Regions from separate parts of the Mus musculus genome. Here region 2 is linked to region 1. Evidence: chromatin contacts called from ENCODE Hi-C or POLR2A ChIA-PET data. All regions are on one chromosome and are shown on one strand. The core of a region is the stretch at or near the end of the contact, and the rest is flanking DNA. Distances in the headings are between cores, read along the strand shown.

Region 1 (2,636 bases), core at 51-2,550:
GTCAGAGGCACCAGTGAGTGTCTGATCGGTGGTCAGAGCAGGAAAGATGAGAGAGACTGAAAGACCAAGCTGAAGCAAGTTTCACCTTGGAGTGGAAATAAAAGGTGCTGGTTTTTGCTGGGACAGGGTCAGTAGGTCAAGAAGGCCCCACACCAGCAAAGCTCCATTTTGGTCCTTAAGCATAACACTTGCCGCTGACCTCCCCATGGGAGGCACAGTCACAGCTCTCCTTCAGTCTTACTTTGAGCTTCTACTGTAGACAGGATGTGGCCTTTCTTGAGCTGTGCTCTGAATATCATCACCTGAACAGATCCCAAGACAAAACAGACTTGGGAGTTTTTCTTGCAAAGAGTTTAAAGGAAAAGAAGGAAAAGGATTAATACTTTCAAAGCCCTGGCCACCTGGAGGACGCTGATCTCATTAAGTGCAGAACACTGGCTGGGAAAAAAAGACCTACCAGACCCTGAAGACTCTTGTGTGTGACTAACCCCAAAGGCTGTGGTCCGCCTTGCGCCAGGAGCCCAGAGCACACCCCTCTCCCAGGTCCCGGCAGAGGGAGGCCGCTTTGGGAGCAAAGCCGCGGGGCGTGGGCCCCCCGGGTGGGGAGGGCCCGGGATCCCTGTCCGTGTCCCGGGAGCCCCACCCAGCCCGCCCCAGCAGGAATGTGGTCGAGCCGCAGCCTGGCAGCCTCGGGGGCCGCCACCTCGAAGGGAGGAGACCGCGGCTTGCCTCTCCCGGGGCTCCCGCGCCTCCCAGGCGATGACAATTTTCCAGCCACTGGCTCCAGCTGGCCAGGCTCTCTCGCTACGCTCCCGCCCCGGCTCCCGGCGATGGCCACGCCGTCTCGACGGGCGGGTGGCCGCACCGACTGCGAAAGCTGGAGACTCCCCGGGGAGGGCTGCGGGTGGGCCGGGACTGGGAGAAGTCCGCGCGGGAGGCAACTCACCGGGACTATAGGGGTCACCGCCGCATCGGGCTCCAGCGTCCCTGCGACCGGAGCGCGCTCCCCACCGCCGCCCGCCGTCGCTGCGAGCCCCCAGTGGCTGGGGCTAGGGCTTGGGGGCAGCCCCGAGTCCGGGCTGTCCAGGACGCCGTCGCCTTTTTTCTTCGTGTCCACGAGTTCAGGGACATCCTGCAGGCTCAGCCGGCCCACCATAGCTGCACGTGTGGCGGGACCGGGCACAGCCGCCGCGGTGTTGGAGTGCAAGAGAGGGCCGCACACGCGGGCCGGGGCCGCTGCCCTCCGGGCTGCCCTCCTTGCCCCGCCGCCGGCGCGTTGTCCGGGTGTCGCCAGCGGCCGCGCTCGTTCGAGGCCCCGCCCTCCGCCCCGCCCCGAGGGCTGGCCCAGCCGCGGTGACCGCCGAGAGGCCAAGCGCCAGGGGCCGCTGCGCTCCCGCCGCGCGCCGCCCAGCTCGTCCGAGCGCCGATCTTCCCGCGACGGGCCTCCCCTCCCACCTCCCCGGCATGCCGCGACTGGCAAAGCTGCGAGGCTTCGTCCGGCCCCGCACCCTGTCCCTATGGTCCACGGCGATCCTTGCTCCATGCACTGTCCCCCGGCCCCCGAGAGGTGCTAATATCTCTAGATCTGGCAGCCCAGAGCCAAGGAGTCCCAGTCTGCAGAGGCCGGGGGCGGGGGGGGGGGGGGGGGCGTGGGGAGAGAGGACGAGCAAACAACTGGAAATTATTAATACTTAATGCGCTTCGTATGGCTCCAGCGGCCTGTTGGCTCAGCAGGGCCTGCTCTGGCTCTCACGTCTGCCCCGGAGGAGAGAGGGCCTACTCCTCCGGACTCCCGGGGGCGTCGATCACTCCCTGGTCCCGGGCACAGCTGAACAGGCTGTGGCCAGTCCAGGCAGGGAAGTTCTGAGGGTGTCACAGGCTTGGATCTCCCAAAGAGACCAGCAAACAGAGCAGCTCTCTTAGGGAGTCAAGATTCCCCTTATGGAGGCCACAGTCTATTCACTCACAGGAACTTTCTCCCTCTGTCCTATCAGAGGGAATCTCTTCTACAAACAAAACAAAACCTAAACTCAACAGCAAACAGACTGTGGTCCTTCCTGATAGGTTTGACAGAGAAGCTCTTCTTCAGTGGGAAGTAATTGAGTTGGGGTGTGCCTAAAATCATTGTCTTTTCTTCTTTCCTTTCCTTTCCTTTCCTTTCCTTCCCCTTCCCCTTCCCCTTCCCCTTCCCCTTCCCCTTCCCCTTCCCCTTCCCCTTCCCCTTCCCCTTCCCCTTCCTTCCTTTCTTTCTTTCTTTCTTTCTTTCTTTCTTTCTTTCTTTCTTTCCTCTCATGGAGATGTCCCGGGGTCAACACCAAGTGCCACGTGCTCCACCAGAAGTCTTCCCTGGATCACCTTCGTGGTCCAATCCACATCTTTGCAAGAACAAAGAACATCTGTCCTGCTTGGGGCAGATTTGTTAAAATATATATATATATATATATATATATATATATATATATATATATATATGTTCAGAGTGACTAGATCTACCAGCAAAGTTCAGTCCTCCTTTCTCTCTACCCATCATTTTTGATACGGAGAGAGAAGGGCTTGCCTTTAATCATGTGATGGATAGAAGGCAGCTTGCTAGGAACAGAAAGCCAGGGTCATTCCTTCTACAGAGGATACATCCT
Region 2 (2,636 bases), core at 60-2,559, 38 kb after region 1:
CTGTCTCCTCCCTCTAGCACGCTGGGTCTGTGCCTGCCGTGTCCTCCCCCTTCAATCTCACCACACCTTTTCCTGCACACTGTAATCACTGCGTGCTAGGGAATTTCAAAGAGGCATACTAGCTTAGTGGGCAAGAGAAGTCATTTATGATCCAAACTAGTTTCAACCAGTAGTGACCTTGGCAAGTCATTAGGAAAGGCTGCTATTGGAGCCAATATAGTCACAGATGGACCAGCAATTGTGGAGTATGAAAGGAGGCAATGGGAAAAGGACCTGAAGTCCAGCAGTCAGATCCAGGTGTGGACCTGCTGATCTAGAGGAGGTGTGAACAAGAAGCTATCTGGAAGGGCTTCTCAGAACCTAACCTGAGCCAAATGAGTAAAGGGAGGCTGAGTTTGGGACTCATCACACGGGCCCGTACAGTTTGTCATGGAAACCACTTCACACTAGATTATGCTGTGGCTGGCCCTTGAACTTGCCCTGACTAGTCCATAGTGGGTGGGCTGGGGAAACATGGAGATAATCCAGACACATGTCTTCTCTGGAGAAGACACCCCAGCAAAGAGATGTGTCACTGCCAAGGGCCACCAGGATAGAAGCAGTGGCTACTGCTCTGGGCTGAGATTTTTATAAAGATGGGAAGGTACCAAGAGTTAAAGCACAAAACTTTCTAGGTCCTCCGTTAAACTTTTCCAGATGTGGGTGATGGGCACCCTATTCCCAGATCACTCAGAGTGAGCTTAGTGCTAAAATTAAAAGGTGATGAGAGAATGTGAAGTTGACACTTGGATGGACTGAGCAACGGACTCCTTATTCACTTTAACCTTAGCTCAATCGGACCCCTGGGTGCCTACAATGGAGATTTTTGAGTCACAGTAAATTTTTACAGAGACACTTGTAGCAGTGGTTACAGGGAACGTCACATGTGATTTATCAGCGATGCTTTTAGTACACATTAATGAGCATCCAGAGAGAGAGGGGAATGTCAGCTCCTGGTCCATCTGTGGCCAGCAAACATAAATGCTCCCTAGGGAGTCAGTCCAAGCCTTCCTGATGAGGTTGAAACTAAAGTTAACTTTACAGCTACTCTGTCATTGTTGTTCCTTGGGGGTTTATTTATGTCAGATGGGGAAAATCTAATTGAATACAAACCGGGAGAGATCTGGAGAAAAGAGAATCTCAGAATCCTGAGTCACCAGTTGGGACCTGGACGAAAACAATCCAAATACGGTAGCTTGGACAGCACTGACCTTCCTGGAGCAACCTGCCAAATTGTGCATCTGATAATTGGTCAGAGGAGACACTGGCGCTCATCACTGCCTGGCCTCTCGGGAAGGAGTGCTGGAGCCAGATGCTGACTGGCAAAGAACCAAACTACTTCCTTGCTTCAAAATTCAAGGCCGAAATAGCCACACACGAGGACACAACAAGAAGGCAGGCAACTTGGTGCTTGTTCCTGGTCCCAATTTCTAGTATTTTCCCTGCACATAAGGATATTCAGAAGTAGATGGTTTCTGGCCACTATAACAAGTCCTGTGGTGGAGGGGGAGGAAGTTAAGGCTCAAAGGTACAACTGATGGGCCCAACCCTTGAGAAGCTTATAATCCAGTCAGAGACAAAACGCACACAGGAACTTACTGAAAAATAAAAGCCTGGGCAAGGAGTGGTTTCATGGGCAAATTTCAAAAGAACACATCACTTTTGGTGGCTCTGCCATGGCTGGTGACTGCTGTCATAAGCATGCACATGACCTGAAGTGGTCCATTTGCTTTTACCATTATAGCCCTTTGGGGTACAGAAGATAGTAGTTTTCCTGGAGGTCCCAGAATGAGCCCCACCAGAAGATGGGACACCTGGATTTGTGGGCCTGCTGGGAGGCTAAGCACTGCAGTGAAATAACTTTATTGAGTACCAGAACCATTAACAATCTCCTGCAACTCAGAAAGAGACGCCTCGAGAGTGATCTTGGGGGTCACAGGTTTGTACCCCGTCAGCATGGTTCCTGAAGGATATGGTCAAGAATGGAAGGGTACACAGGCATCTCTGTGCTGCTGCTTGGCTCTCCTGGGAGACTGAAACAGAAAGTGCATCAAGAAAGCAGAACAACTCAGGACTTACTTTGCAAATTTAATGCAGAACTGTGTGAAGTATTTCCGTGTGGAAGCCAGGTTGTCACGGATGATGGGGACGTTTTGCTTAATGTGAAGAATAACAGAAGTGACATAAGGGCTCTGGTCACCAACATGCTCCACGTTCTGCCAAGGCATCTGAAACAGACAGGACAGAGCCAAGCTTGAGAGCCCCTGCAGGGGAACAGTGTTAACCTGTTAATGGAAACGGGAGTCGGGGGTGGAAATTAGTCACTACTTGGTATCACAGGGATTGGCATCGTCTGACACAGAGGCCGCTTTGGAGTAAAAGTGAGCAAGCCGCCTGCCTCACCAGTGGCATGGAGCGCAGGCTCCACTCCGCCTCCGAGGTTCCCACTAATGCTTCAGGCAGCCTTCTCACCTAAGCAGACATCATGTAAAGTGTGCTCGCCACATCACTAAGCAGAGGAATGAGAACACCTAAGCCCATAGACCCCTTTTCATAGGGGTCGCATGTCAGACATCCTGCATATCAGATATTTACAT

Evidence for each region. A loop is a pair of places that touch in the nucleus more often than their neighbours do. ChIA-PET counts read pairs that join two places held with the same protein, here RNA polymerase II (POLR2A).
Region 2: a loop to region 1 is called in a map of gastrocnemius, with 4 times the contacts of the local background. The contact joins the enhancer-like site here to the promoter of Rflnb in region 1. A Hi-C loop is called at or near these places in 8 of 37 maps with a recorded cell type or tissue (adrenal gland, gastrocnemius and heart). POLR2A ChIA-PET finds 5 or more read pairs at or near these places in 1 of 5 experiments (Patski).

What each region holds. Positions count from the first base shown.
Region 1 is chr11:76,026,482-76,029,117 of GRCm38, forward strand. It overlaps Rflnb (refilin B), which reads right to left and starts at 1,301. Exons shown (of 3, transcript NM_029658.1): 1 at 947-1,301. The coding sequence starts at 1,156.
Region 2 is chr11:76,064,623-76,067,258 of GRCm38, forward strand. It overlaps Vps53 (VPS53 GARP complex subunit), which reads right to left. Exons shown (of 22, transcript NM_026664.4): 18 at 2,119-2,267. Among named protein-coding and RNA genes, the nearest start is that of Rflnb, 38 kb to the left of the region's middle. Within about 2 kb of position 1,310, at least 1 of the 3 ENCODE cell types and tissues checked has a DNase peak (open chromatin) inside an H3K27ac peak, as active enhancers do; it is gastrocnemius, where a contact is called at or near this core.